3 separate regions of the Homo sapiens genome follow, and regions 1 and 3 are each linked to region 2. Evidence: chromatin loops called from intact Hi-C (ENCODE). Cell type or tissue: heart right ventricle. All regions are shown on one strand.

Region 1 (5,000 bases), 91 kb after region 2:
TTAAATTGGACCAGAACTTAAATGCTCACATAGTTTAATTTCAAAAAACTATGAGGAAAGGTGAGACACTGTACTAATAAATATAGCATCATTTCCACAGAACCAAGTAAAATAGAGTGGGTTATTGTCTCATAAGAAATGTGATTACTTAAATAAACTGTCTTAATGCCAGAAATCTATATTGTATTATCATCCTATCAGCAGTCAGAATACCATCCTACCTAGTGAGTATAAATGAATATTATGGTGAGGTTAATAATTATGATAGGGTGGGAATTTACAAAGGTTATAAAGCCATTTGAAGATTTACAAATGAATGTTCTGATAAGTTTTAATAAAAATTGAATTTTCTTTTGCTGAAATTATTAATGATATAATTCAGAAATATAGCCTATTTAAAACAAAACTTGATTCCCTTGCCTATAATTATAAATTACATTATTTTTCTTCCTTGAGGTCCTACTAGTAGAGATAGAAGTTCTCCTCCCCCAGGTTACATTCCAGATGAATTACACCAGGTTGCCCGGAATGGGTCATTCACTAGTATCAACAGTGAAGGAGAGTTCATTCCAGAGAGCATGGACCAAGTAAGCAAAAGTTTGATTTTTTAAATTTAATTTAAAGAGATGTTGTCAGGGTCAGTGTGATTTGGCACGTAACTGGGTGTGTGTGTGTATTATCTCTTCTCTAATTACATATCTTCTTAACTGAACAAAATAGAAAAAATATAGGAAAATGCCCATTAATTTACATGTGCCTGTATAAAGAAAGCTGGAATACAGCTGGTTTTATATTGCTCAATAAGTGAATGAATGAGAGTGAGTGAATGATAATGCATTTGCTTTGTAATTTAACAGCCAGATTTTTTTTTTAAACATTTGAAAGATAGAATGAAACTACAAATATTTACCTTTGTGAAACTGAGGTTTGTGAACTTTCTGAAACATTTAAAAAATACTTCAATTTTATAGTATTAAAATGTTTTCATGGAGTTGCTGTTATTCCCTTAACATTGCATTGCATCGCATTATATGTTCACACTATTATAGTAGTTTACATTTTCTAATAATGTAATAGTCATAGTGTCATTAGTCTCAGTTTGGGTGGGGCCATTGTTCAGTTTTCAGTAAGCAAAATAGTGTGAAATATTGTAGCTTTTAATTATTTAGTCAATAGTCTATAGAGAAAGAATATTTTTCTCTTAGGAAATTTTGAAGTCGTGGCTTGCTTACAAGGGACATTTGAAAATGAGTAACTCTGGAGAGTGACCACTATTGAGTATGGAATTGTTCTAAAATTGTGAGTGAGGGTTGCACAACTCTCAGTATTCTAAAAGCCTTGACTTGTATACTTTAAATGGGTGAATTTTATGTTACATGAAGTATGTCTAATTAAGGCAGGTTTTTTTAATAAGCAACTTTTGGTTATATCAAATTGAATCATGGTGGAACTCCTTTTTTTCCTAGATGCTGGATCCATTATCTTTAAGCAGCCCTGAAAATTCTGGCTCAGGAAGTTGTCCATCACTTGATAGTCCTTTGGATGGGTAATGTTTATCGTAGTTTTTGGAGGGTTTATTTGTTTATTTGAGACAGAGTTTTGCTGTCACCCAGGCTGGAGCGCAGTGGCGTGAATGCGGCTTACTGCAGCCTTGACCTCCTTGGCTCCATCAGTCCTCCCACCTCTGACCCCCGAGGAACTAGGACCAAAGGCATTTGCTATTAATACCACATCTGGCTATTTTGTTTGTATTATTTGTAGAGATGGGGGTCTCACTTTGTTACCCAGGCTGATCTTGAACTCCTGGGCTCAAGCGAACCTCCTGCCTTGGTCTCCTAAAGCGCTGGGATTACACACATGAGCCACCATGCTCAGCTTACTGTAGTTTTCTTTTTTAATAGATATGAGTAAATATTCATACAGATAGAATGTTGAATTATCAGTAACTTTTTTGTGCTACATTCAGAGGAATAGAATTGGTACTTGTGTATGATGACGGCAGATGAATTTTTGCACAGTGTGGATAAATCCCTTTACCTCATGGGACTCAGTATCTTTGTTAGTTAAAAGGAAATCTGATTATAATAGTTTGAGTATTCCTGCTTGTCAAAATTGTGTGTTTGAAGGCAAATCAAATTTAGAATTTATGTACATTTACTTTTAAAACTGTGTTTATGAAAAGTGCTATCAACTTTTACATTAATATGTTTGGTTTTGGAAATTTCCTGAGTTATTTCACCTGTTCAGGATTATGTTCATTCTGGCACCAGATTAGAAATAATTTAAATTCTTGGAAATTGTAGCCCACTGTGTCACATTGGTACATGTAGGCAAAAATTTAAGTACTTTTGTGAAAAAGCTGTTCAGGAATATGAGCAGGATAAAGTTGCAAAATGTGAATTTTTTGTTACACGTGCTCCCCCTCCTGGTCTCAATAGGACAGTATTCTTGGTAATCCTCTCTGGAATTGCTTTATGAAAGCAAATTCTGAAAAAAATAACTAATATTGCGTGGGAATGCACATTTAAGTTTCTTTTATCCATGTATATGAAATTTCTGTCTGTGTCAATGTCTATCTTAAGGTAGACATTTAAGAAATTCAGGGAAGTAGTAACGAGAAAGCTATATATTTGAGTACTTACCATTTGCAAAACACTATCCTGGATACCTTACTTATGTACACTTGAATAGTTGGAAATTATCTTTTTTGTTGATGCAGAAGGGTGATTTGCCAAGGTTACATAGTTAAGTGGCAGAGCTTGGATTGAAACACAGTGCTTAGAAACACCTAATGATTCCAAAATACGTCATTCTTCCACTGTACTGTAAGGTTAATTTTAAGTCATGCTCTTTGCCTACATGTACCAAGTAAGTGTAGTTTTTCTTTTTTAGGTATGCTAACCTTTCAAAGTGAGCTCCTTTACACAAACACATACAGAGAGGCACAGATAGATATAGATATTGCTCAAAGATTTTCTTTTTAATGTCTTACGTTCTTTCTGTAAACTTAATGTGATGTTTTTTCTTTATAGAGAGAGCTATCCAAAATCACGAATGCCTAGGGCTCAGAGCTACCCAGATAATCATCAGGAATTTTCAGGTTAGACTTTATAAATTCTAAATGTTTAAATGTTTATGTCATTGGATAATGTTTTGGCTGGGAGGGAGAGGGGGGATTTTTGAAAAGTCAAATAAAGATTTATAAATGTGCTTTTCATCATTAGAAATATTTAACTTTTTTTTTTAAATAAAAGATAACCATCTTATATGTCTTAACAGACTATGATAACCCTATCTTTGAGAAATTTGGAAAAGGAGGAACATATCCAAGAAGGTATCATGTTTCATATCATCATCAAGAGTATAATGATGGTAAGTTTCTAGCAATTAGACCACAAGAATAGTTAAAAAATCTCAACAACAAAAATAAATACAAAAATTTTTTAAAACCTCATATTTGTGTTAATACCATTAGAAAAATATGAGGAATTGTGTTATAACAAAAGTATAATGGGCATTTTGGCTTTATGACAACTTATAAGACTTGGTTATCCCTTAAAAGAAAATGAATAATTTTTTGTTTTAAGAGACAAGGTTTTGTTGCCCAGGCGGGAGTGCTGTGGCATGATCTTAGCTCACTGTAACTTTAAATTCCTGGGCTCAAGTGATCTTCCTGCCTTGGCTTCCTGAGTTCAGGTGTGTGCCATTACAGGCATTTGCCATCACACCCAGCTAATTAAAAAATTTTTTTTGTAGAGACAGTGTCCCACCATGTTGCCCAGGCTGGTCTTGAAGTCTTGGGCTCAAGCGGTCCTCCTGCCTCAGCCTCCCAAAGTGCTGGGATTACAGGTGTGAGCCACTGCACTTGGCCAAGAAGGAGTAATTTTCTTTCTTTCTTTTTTTTTTTTCCCCTGAGACAGAGTCTCACTCTGTTCTGTCACCCAGGCTGGAGTGCAGTGGCATGATCTCTGCTCACTGCACCCTCCACCTCCTGGGTTCAAGCGATTCTCACCTGGCTAATTTTTGTATTTTTAGTAGAGATGGGGTTTTGCCATGTTGGCCAGGCTGGTCTCAAAACTCCTGATCTCCAGTGATCCACTTGCCTTGGCCTCCCAAAGTGCTAGGATTACAGGCGTGAGCCACCGTGCCCGGCCTAATTTTTGTATTTTTAGTAGAGATGGGGTTTTGCCATGTTGCCCAGGCTGGTCTCGAACTCCTGGGCTCAAGTGATCTGCCTGCCTTGGCCTCCCAAAGTGCTGGGATTACAGGCATGAGCCACTGCACCCATCCAAAAGGAGTAACTTTTAAATGATATTAGAAAATTACTCTTTGATGATGAGATTGATACTTACATCATCCCTTTAAGAAAAAAAATTACTGGCCAGGTGCGGTGGCTCATGCCTGTAATCCCAGCACTTTGGGAGGCCGAGGCGGGTGGATCACCTGAGGTCAGGAGTATGAGACCAGCCTGGCCAACGTGATGAAACCCCGTCTCTACTAAAAATACAAAAAATTAGCTGGGCATGGTGGTGGGCGCCTGTAATCCCAGCTACTTGGGAGGCTGAGACAGGAGAATCGCTTGAACCCTGGAGGCGGAGGTTGCAGTGAGCCGAGATTGTACCACTGCACTCCAGCCTGGGCAACAAGAGTGAAACTCCATCTCAAAAAGAAAAGAAAAAAATTACTACCTGTGAACTTCTGCATCTTTGTTTTAGATTTTAAAATCATTATTGGAAATGAGAGTAAATTTTTTTCCTCCTTTTTATCCAGAAGTGAGGAGGTTCCTTTTTAAGATGTGTGTGTGTATGTTTCTGTGTGCACACTCATACATGTTTTATCATAAGAGATTATTTGAATTTGTATTCAGATCCTGTTTATTTTTTCCCACCCAATCATTCCTATTTGAGTTTCTTAGCCTAGTCACAGGACAAATTTCTATTCTCTACATTACAAATTTTAAATACTTTAAAAGTATAACATATTAATAAAAGGTATAAGGT
Region 2 (5,000 bases):
GGGGACTCACAGGGGCGGGTCGTGGAGATACTGCAAGTTCGCCGTCCTGCCGCCATGACAGCCTGGAGTTCGAGTTAATCCATAACCACAAATATTTGCTTGGCCCTCAGCACTGAGGCCTCCCTCTCCATAGACAAACAGTGGCACTAGCACTCCTGGTCCTAGCTCAGCACGGCTTGTTCTGCCCGAAGCCCACCTCTGCCCACCAAGGATGCCGTCCAGCAGGGAGGGAGGTGAGGGCAAAACCCTTGACAGATGTGGTCTCATTTTAGCCCCATAGTGGCTGGCTGAGGGAGGAACGTTGTCCCTGTTTTTCAGATGGGGACATTTTTGCCCAGAGATATTATAGTTTGCCCAAGATCAGCACAACAGGTAATATTCCATATTTCGTCAAATCTAAAATACCATTAATTATAAGACACATGTATTTATGTGCCACCATACAAGAAAAAAGACGCTGTCCCAATGACATGCCATCCCAATTTCTGATACATAAAATCATGAGAAGATGCTCCTTTTTGGGTCCCCAGTGCATAGGTGCTGGGCACTGGGCTCCACCCTCACCTCCAATTGCTCACAAATCACCCCCAATCCCCACCCCCAACACACACACACAATGGCACATAGCATCCCTCTAACCTCTATTTTTCAGGTAAGGACACTCAAGTTTTGTGTTACTCGCCCAGATTCACTGAGCTGGTAGTTGGCAGATTTAATTTGAACTCAGGTCTTGCTGCTTCCATTTGGCCCCTTTTGTGGACCAGTAAGAAAAATGAACGGGATTCCAGAAAGGCTGCAGCAATTTCCTGGCCGGGGTGCCAGAAGGGAGAAGGGCAGAAATAAAGGGTCCAGCTCAGCACCTTTGCCTGTGTCCTGCAGTCTATCAGCATTTATTAAGCGTCTTCCTGCTCCGAACCGGGCTGCACCAGAGATGCCCCCCTTTCCTCCCTGCCCTACCTGTTCCTGGGAAGACTTGCCCACGTTCCTTCTCCAAGTCTGCACCTCTAAACGGGGCATGTGACCCTGCCTCGCTGGCTTCCATTGATTGCACAGGGAAGTCACCAACCCAGGGGATTGATCAGAGGAGTAGGGTCTCACACTGTCAGTACACCATAAGTACCAGACTCGGAAGATTGAGGCCAGGTCCTGGGCATCCATGTTTACGCTTAAAGCAGAGGAAGCTGATGAGAAGGAAGATGCAGGTGTGCAGAGGGGGACTGAGGCCACGGACACCTAGAGAGTCCCAGGGAGCAGCGGAAGGAGGCCCCTGCCTCCTTATGATTGGTGGCACATCCTGGCTTCGGGTGCAGGAGGGTCCCCATGCCCTCCTAAAACCCTATTCCTCCTGAAGTTTCTTTAAATTGGCTGGAACAGCTTGTGTTGATTGTAACCAGATGCCTCCTGCTGAGGCACCACACCATGCTGGGCTGTGGTGGTACCAGGCCCTCCTAGAGGAACAGGGTAAAACTCTAACACTCTAACAAGTCAGGCCCACCTTGCCCAGGGGCAGGTACACATAGGAAATGCTTACAGAATTCAGAGGAGAGGGCAATCAGTACAAGCTGGCATAGCCAGGGGAGGCTGCCTGTAGGAGGTGACACTTCAGCTGGACATCAAAGAGCAGACAGGAGGAAAGACATCCCCCCCAACCCCACCCCAGGTTGGGAGACAGTGGGGAGACACAGAACACAAGCAGTCAGGAGGTGCTAGGAGGGGTGGAGGTGGAGAGGAGGTGGAGGGTGAGGCAATGGATTTTGAAATCGAGACTATGAGAAGTGGAGAACCAGGAGCTGTTTGTGACAGGCTGTGGCAGCTGCCTAGAAAAGCAGAGACAAGCTTCTGGGAACTCAGACAGGAAGCATGAAGACCCCATGCACAACCACAGAAGGCACCAGCTTGTATGTCCCTGTTTGCTTCAGGCGTCGCCCCCGCAAGTCTGCAGAGATCACTGCCCTCTGCTTTGCCTTCCAGGTGCAAGATGTTGTGGGTATTCTTTTGGCGCCGCTTCCCTTCCCCACCAACTTCTCGCCCTCTACTCCTCCCCACCCCAGCACAGGCAGCCGCTCCAGGGCAAGTCTATGCAGGCTCCACACACTGATTCTGACCTGCATAAATGGACTCTGCCCGGGGCACCCATGTCCAAACCAGCCCAGGTGCCCAAAGCACCGGCACCGGTACGAGCCAGGGCGGCTGCAATGCTCCCAAGTGCCCAGTGCTGGGGGTTGGGGGTGCCACGGCTTGGCAGGCTGCCCAGAGGGCGGAAGGGTCCTCTGCAGAGCTCTGCACGCCTGTCGGCCGACGGGGACTCTGCACGGCGGGCTGCGTCACGGCCGCCTCATCGGCTGGCAGCGCAGGAAACCCCGTCACCTTCTCGAGGTAGGGACAGTCCTGCCGCCAGCCGTTCCTGCGATCCCAGGGTCTCTGCAGTTACACCTGGTTCCAGCCGGGGGCGCCGCGCCGCACCGCTCCTGCGGAGGAGCCAGGCGCCCTTCACAGGCGCGGCCTCACCCGCTTTACTTGTCAGGTGTGAGTCGCCCCACGTGCACCCGAACGCGGTCAGGTCCACCCAGGAAGCCGGAGCAGGACTTTGGGCAGCGAGCTCGCTGTGAGTTAGAGAGCAGAGGGACACCTGTGGCTAAGGAATTCGCTGCATGGATGAAGACCCAAGCAAAGGAGCTAGAACCAAATGTGTGTGGGGCAAGGCCAGCCACAACTACCGGAGCAGGCGGGGTTCCAAAGCCCTCAGCTCTGGAGTCACGTTCCCACGGCCTTAAACCTCCGCTAGCCTTTTTCTGACAGGGGGATTTAACTTCCCTGTGTCTCAATGTCCACATTTGTAAAATGGGGTCAGCGTCCGTCTCAGGTGACTGTTATAAGGGTCACGTTAAATCTTTTATTAATTTTTTAATTAAAAAAGTTTTGAAACAGGGTCTCTCTGGCTCTGTCACCCAGGCTGGAGTGCAGTGGCGGGATCACAGCTCTCTGCGGCCTAGATCTCCTGGGCTCAAGCGATTCTTCTGTTTCAGCCACCTCAGTAGCTGGGATCACAGGCCCGTGCCACCACGCCCAGCTGATTTTTAAAAATTTTTAGGAGAGAGGAGGTCTTGCTGTGTTGCTCTAGAACTCCTGACCTCAAGTGATCCTCCCTCCTCAGCCTGCCAAAGTGCTGAGATTACAGGCGGGAGCCACTGTGCCTGGCCTTATTTTTAAGTATTTTATACAAAGTGGACATGGCCTGGGACTTAACAGGACTTCCCACAGGCCTGGGAAGGTCAGGGAGGGGCCGACTAGGAGGGGAAGGGGTCAAGGACAGCTGCTGCTGTGTGGAAGCTCAGACTGCACAGATCCGTTGTACAGATTAGGGCTGATCATTCAGTCAGCCCTAACCTGTACAACACTCCCCACCCCTTGCGTTTTGGCCCTGGCTCTGCCAATAGATGCCAGAAACCCAACTTGAGCTCACTCTGCTGAACAGTGATGAGAGATGGGCTGGTGGTCAGGGCTGACGGGACTAAGGTTCCTTCTCACCCCATGCCACTCCCCTGTGTGGGCATTGCCCATTCTCCATTCTCTCTGCAGGGACGCTGTGCTGCTCAGCCCACCCCAGGCAGGGCAGGGAGGACAGACACTAGAGAGGCTCCCGGGAGCTCCCTGGTAAGAAGTGGAGTGGGATGGATGCAGTCCAACGTCTCTCTCTTTTGTTGTTGTCAGGTTATTGTGGTATAATTTACACACAGGGAAACTCACACTTTAAAAATGTACAGTTCTGCTTGTTTTGACAAATGTATGTTATAGTGCATCCACCACCACATCATGATATACACATTTTCATCACCCTCAGAAATTCTGTGTTCCACCCCAACTCTTGGCAACCACTGATTGGATTTCTATCTCTATAATCTGCATTTTCTAGAATAGCATATAAAGGGAATCCTACAGCACATATATATATTTTTTTGAGTTGGTGTCTTGCTCTCTTGCCCAGGCTGGAGTGCAGTGGTGTGATCTCAGCTCGCTGCAATCTCCACCTCCTGGGTTCAAGTGATTCTCCTGCCTCAGCCTCCTGAGTAGCTGGAATTACAGGCACACGCCACCACACCTGCCTAATTTTTGTATTTTTTAGTTTCACCATGTTGGCCAGGCTAGTCTTGAATTCCTGACCGCAAGTGATCCGCCCACCTCAGCCTCCCAAAGTGCTGGGATTATAGGCGTGAGCCACCGTGCCCAACCAGTACATAGCTTTTTAAGACTACCTTCTTTCACTCAGCATAAAGCTTTTGAGATTTATTCATGTGGAATTCTATATCAGTACTTTATTTCTTTTTATTGCTGACTGGGCTCCATTATATAGATGTGCCACAATCTGTTATCCATTTGCCAGTTCTTGGCTATCATTAAATTAAGCTGCTAGAACATTTATGTATAGGTCCTTGTGTGGGCATATGTTTTCATTTCTCTTGGGTAATATCTAGGAATAAGATTGCTGAGTCATGTGGTGAGTACGTGTTTACTTTTGGGAAAAAAAAATAAAGTCAAACTTTTCCAGAGTGGTGGTGGCATTTTGCATTCCCACCAAGCAATGTCTGAGTGTTCCTGTTGCTCTGCATCCTCACCAGCATTTGGTGTTGTCGGTTGTTTTTTAATTTTAATTTTCAATTTTTAGCCTTCTTAATAGATGTGTAGTGGTATCTCATTGTAGCTTTAATTTTCATTTCCCTCTTCTCTGGTGATTTTGAGCATCTTTTCCTGTGCTAATTTGCTATTTATATCTTCTTTGGTGAAGTGCCAGTTTAAGTCTTTGGGCTGTTTTTTGTTTGTTTCTTTGTTTTTGAGGGTTTTTTAAATTGAGTTTTTAGAATTTGTATGTATCCTAGTAACAAGCCCTTTGTCAGCTAAGTATTTTGCAAAAATTTCCTCTCAGTCTGTGACTTGTCTTTTATACTTAACAGTGTCTTTTAATGAACAGATGTTTGTAATTTTGATGAAGTCCAATTATCAAC
Region 3 (5,000 bases), 71 kb after region 2:
TCTGTGCTGAACGTGTTTATTGATTCTAATACTGTTTTTGTTTGTTTCTTAGGTTTTCCTGTATCTAAGATTATGTCACTTGCAAATGGGTATAGTTTTACTTCTTATCCAGTCTGGATTCCGTTTATTTCATTTTCTTGCCTCGTCTTCTGACTAGAACCTCTAGTACAATATTAAATAGATGTGTGGCAAGAGTGGACATCCCCATATTCCTGGCCTTACTGGGAATGTATCCTGTTTTTCACCATGAAGTTTTTCACCATAATCAACTTGATTATGTCCTCTTCTGTTTGTTATCTTTTGAGCATAAAAGGGTGTTGAATTTTGGCACATGTGTTTTCTGTATGTTTTGAGATGATTTGGTTTTTGTTCTTTTTTCTTTTTTTTCTTTTTTTCCTTGAGACAGAGTCTCGCTCTGTCGCGCGGGCTAGAGTACAGTGCAGCATGATCTCTGCTCACTGCCAACCTCTGCCTCCCAGGTTCAAGGGAGTCACCTGCCTCAGCCTCCCAAGTAGCTGGGATTATAGGTGCCCATCACCATGCCTGGCTAATTTTTGTATTTTTAGTAGAGGCAGGGTTTTGCCATGTTGGCCAGGCTGATTTCGAACTCCTGACCTCAGGTGATCCGCCTGCCTCAGCCTCCCAAAGTGCTGGGATTACAGGCATGAGCCACTGTGCCTGCCTGGTTTTTGTTCTTTGTTCTGTTAATGTGGTTTTTTACATTGATTGGATTTTATGTGCTGAACCAACCTTGATTTTGTTGGATATATCCCAAATGTGCATGGTATATAATTTGTTTTTTAATGTTCTAGGTTAGGTTTGCTAGTATTTTATTGAGGATTTTTGCATCTGTATTGATGAGATATTGATCTTTAGTTTTCTCATCTTGTGATGGCTTTGTCTGGTTTTGGTATTGGAGTAATACTGGCTTCACAATGAATTGGGAAGTGTTCCTTCTTTTTTTTTTTTTTTTTTTTTTAAAACCAGTTTTTGTAAATTCTGTAAATGTTTGAAGTGATCTGGTCCAGGGCTTTTATTTGTGAGAAATTTTTCATTTCTAATTTAGTCTTTTTACTTTTTATAGGTCTGTTCAAATTCTTAATTTCTTCTTGATGAGTCGATTTTGATAATTTGTTTCTTTTTAGGAATTTGTCTGTGTCATCTCAGTCATCTAATTTGTTGATGTACAGTTGTTAACAGTATTCTCTTATCCTTTTTATTTCTGAAAGGTTGGTGTAATTGCTCCCTTTTGAATTCTTGAATTTAGTTATTTGTGTTTTCCCTCTTCTTTTTTTGATTAGCTAAAAGTTTGTTAGTTTTGTTGATCTTTTCAAAGGGCCAATTTTTGTTTTCTTGATTTTTTTTTTAAATTTCAGTGGTATTTTTATTTTCTACTCCCTATTCCTTTAGCTTGTTTCAGATTTAAATTGTTCCTCATCTTCTAGTATTTTAAGGTCAAAGGTTAGGTTATTGATTTGACATCCTTCTTGTTTGTCAATGTAAATATTTACAGTTATAAATTTTATCTTTAGATGCATCCAATACATTTTGTTTTGATGTGTTTTCATTTTTATCTCAAAGTATTTTCTAATTTTCCTTATGCCTTCTAGTGACCCATTGATTATTTTTATGTTTTTTAATTTTCACATATTTGTGAATTTTCCAGATATCCTTGTGTTGCCAATTTCTAATTTTATTGCATTTTTGTCAGAGAACACACTTTGTGTGATTTCAATCCATGTAGTTACTGAGATTTGTTTTATTACCTAATATTTGGTCTGTCTTGGAAATGTCCTATATGTATTTGAGAAGAGTGTATATTCTGCTGTTTTGAGGTTGATTATTCTGTAGGTGTTTGTTAAGCCTAGTAGTTTATAGTGTTGTACAAGTCTTGTATTTCCTCATTGATTTTCTGTCTACTTATTTTATCCGTTATTGAACGCAGGGCATTGAAATCTCCAACTTTTATTTTTGAATTGTGTTTCTTCCTTGAATTTTATACTTTTTTGCATTGTGTATTTTGCGATTCTGTTGTTAGGTACATATAAGTTTATAATTGCTATATCTTTTTGATGTATTGGCTATCTTTCATTATAAAATGCTGTTTGTCACAACAATTTTTGTGTCTGTTTTGCCTGATAGTGGTGTAGCCACTGCAGGTCTGTTTTGACTACTGTTTGCATAGTATATCTTTTTCTATCCTTTTACTGTCAACCTATTTTGTCTTCGAATTTAAAATGTGGACCAGGTGTTGTGGTTCGTAGTCCCAGCACTTAGGGAGGCCAAACTGGGAGGATCACTTTAGCCCAGGAGCTTGAGACCAGTCTGGGTAATCTGTACAAAATCTTTTTTTAAAAATCAGCTGGGTGTGATAGCATGCACCTGTAGTCCCATCTACTCGGGGGTGCTGAGGTGGGAGGATTGCTTGAGCCTGGCAGATCAAGGCTGCAGTGAGCTGTGATCATGCCAGTGCACCTCAGCCTGGGAAAGAGAGCAAGACCCTCCTCCTGTCCCCCAAAAAAAGTGTCTGTTGTAGGCAACATATTCAGGTCAAAATGTTTGGGACCAGAAGTTTTTTGGATTTTTTTCATGTTTTGTAATATTTGCATATACATAGTGAGGTATCTTGGGAAAGGGACCCAAGTCTAAACATGAAATTCTTTTATGTTTCATATACATCTTATTCATATAGCTAAAGGTAATTTTATACAATTTTTTAAATGTTTTCGAGACAGGGTCTTGCTCTGTCACACAGGCTGGAGTACAATCATAGTTCACTGCAGCGTTGACCTCCCTGGCTCAAGCAGTCTTCCCACTTTAGCCTTCCAGTTAGCTGGGACTACAGGCATGCACCACTACACCTGGCATTTTGTTTTTTAAATCTTTTTTTTTTTTTTTTTTGGTGGAAATGGGAGTCTCCCTATGTTGCCCAGGCTGGTCTCAAACTCCTGGGCTCACGTGATCCTCCCACCTTGGCCCCCCCAAATTGCTAGTATTATAAGTGTGAGCCACTGTACTAGCCAACAATTTTTAAAATAATTTTGTGTCTGAAACAAAGTTTCTATTATTACCCTTGTAGGCCTCTTGCATGGGGGAATTTGGGCATGCATGGAAAAGATATATTACAGTGGAAGGGGCTGGTAGGGTCTCTTTTCTCCTGGGGGATGCTGAATAAACTGAGTTGTGCATCTGCCTTTTGACTGTGACATATCACATGAGGACAGGTTTGTGGAATTTTCCATTCATAGTGTCATGTTGGCACTCATATTTTTCATCTTATTTTCTAGTTGACCTGGGGATTACAGTTAACATCTTATAATAACATAGTTTGAGGTAATATCAACTTAATTGCAATGGTATACAAACACTTTTTTTTTTCTTCTAGGCAGTCTCGCTGTGTCGCCCAGACTGGAGTGCCACAGCTCACTGCAACCTCAACCTCCCAGGCTCAAGTGATCCTCCCACCTCAAGCCTCCCAAGTAGCTGGGAGCTACAGGCATGCACTACTGCACCCGGCTAATTTTTGTATTTTTTTGTATAGATGGGGTTTCACCGTGTTGGACAGGCTGGTCTCGAACTCCTGGGCTCAAGCAATCCGCCTGCCTAGGCCTCCCAAAGTGCTGGGATTATGGCATGAGCCACTGCACTTGGTCATAAACACCTTTCTTTTATGTAACTCTATCCTTTCCCTTTCCTGTGTGCTGTTAATATTATGTGAATTATATTATTATATATTGTATACCCAGCAACACAGTTATAATTATTGCGTTATGCAGTTTTTTTTTTAAACCAACATATTAGTTTCCTATTGCTGTTTATATAGAAAAAGAGTTAATGTAGTGGGCCTGATTGCTGATTTGTAGAAGGCCTGCTTAGGAGTTAGCCTTTGGCTGACACCTGAGAACTTGGATTTCAGGAGAGTTCCTGCCTCCAACTGATAATGGTTTGTACAAACACTATGGTTTATGCTGAATACCTGCTTTTCTTCTGGGAGTCTGGAATTTTGGTATGTGTTAGGCAAGGGGGTGCCTACATGATCAACCTTCAATATAAAACACCTCCCCCTAGCGAAATGTGTAAAGTATTCATATTGTATATTTTTCATTAGTATTATTTAAACTGACTTTTTTTTTTCTTTTCCTGGCTCCTTTTCTGTTTCTTTTTATTAATATGCTGATCTGTTTTATCTTCTCAGGCCATAAAGAATGCTGATGGGAGAACCATTTTCCTAATTTTCAAATTGTTGAGCTGTTTGCCATAATGGGTGAGTTCAAACTAAAAGCATTTTTCAGCAATAATTAAAGGATAGAATGGAAGTGAAAAAACTTTCTCTATTATGTGTTATTATAAACCTTTTTATAAATAAATTTTATGATATAGCAGATTTATGAAATGTTTTATATTTACTTAATAGACTTTGAATTAAAGTACTTTTTGTGTTGCTGTAGTTTTAGAATGATCATTTTATGCGTAACAGCAGGGACATTCAAAATAAGCTGTTAAGATGTGTTGTGATTTGCTTAAAGTCTGATGGCAAGAGAGAAATCATAAAATTTAATTTTATCATTCATAGAGCAGCAAATCATTGGTGCTCAGGGAGAATATGTTATACAACTCTTGGTCGTATATTGTGGTATAATGTTAGTTTAAAGACACTAAAGTATGGGAATGGATTGTGTATGTTCAGTTTACATATTTTGTTTTCCTGTTTACCTCCTTTTTGTTTTTTCCTTTTCTCCTTTGTGTTAAGGGTTCCAGCATGAGGCAGGGAATTAGTTAGACAGGAAGACACTAGAAGGAAATGGAGTCACGAATGGCCCACCCTATCCTAAATCAAGAAAAATGGTACTGAGTAGTTGGATGCTAAATTTTGAAACTTAGACTGATCCTGGGATTTAATTCTGACATTTGCTTGCCAGAGTTTGCCTTTATCACACATTTTCTACTTCTTGCTTAACAAAACAAATACACACACACACACACACACACACACACACACA

The links. Peaks named below come from ENCODE experiments on the same cell type or tissue, not always from the same donor. Only the 100,000 strongest peaks of a DNase experiment are listed, where the experiment ranks them.
Region 1: it touches region 2 in a loop (6-fold over the local background); 21 of 110 quality-filtered maps call a loop at or near these places.
Region 3: it touches region 2 in a loop (2.5-fold over the local background); 33 of 110 quality-filtered maps call a loop at or near these places.

The regions. Positions count from the first base shown.
Region 1 is chr2:127,322,274-127,327,273 of GRCh38, reverse strand. It overlaps MAP3K2 (mitogen-activated protein kinase kinase kinase 2), which reads left to right. Exons shown (of 17, transcript NM_001371910.2): 8 at 457-587; 9 at 1,467-1,546; 10 at 3,033-3,100; 11 at 3,280-3,372. Among named protein-coding and RNA genes, the nearest start is that of ERCC3, 31 kb to the right of the region's middle. In heart right ventricle, a CTCF peak has its summit at 2,435 (motif pointing left); no DNase peak of the experiment used is centred here.
Region 2 is chr2:127,413,503-127,418,502 of GRCh38, reverse strand. It overlaps PROC (protein C, inactivator of coagulation factors Va and VIIIa), which reads right to left and starts at 76. Exons shown (of 9, transcript NM_000312.4): 1 at 11-76. RefSeq lists enhancers at 1,913-1,972, 2,353-3,115. In heart right ventricle, a CTCF peak has its summit at 2,442 (motif pointing right); a DNase peak (open chromatin) is centred at 2,362; H3K4me3 peaks cover 953 bases; H3K27me3 peaks cover 749 bases.
Region 3 is chr2:127,342,390-127,347,389 of GRCh38, reverse strand. It overlaps MAP3K2 (mitogen-activated protein kinase kinase kinase 2), which reads left to right. Exons shown (of 17, transcript NM_001371910.2): 2 at 4,196-4,264. The coding sequence starts at 4,261. Among named protein-coding and RNA genes, the nearest start is that of MAP3K2-DT, 43 kb to the left of the region's middle. In heart right ventricle, no CTCF peak of the experiment used is centred here; no DNase peak of the experiment used is centred here.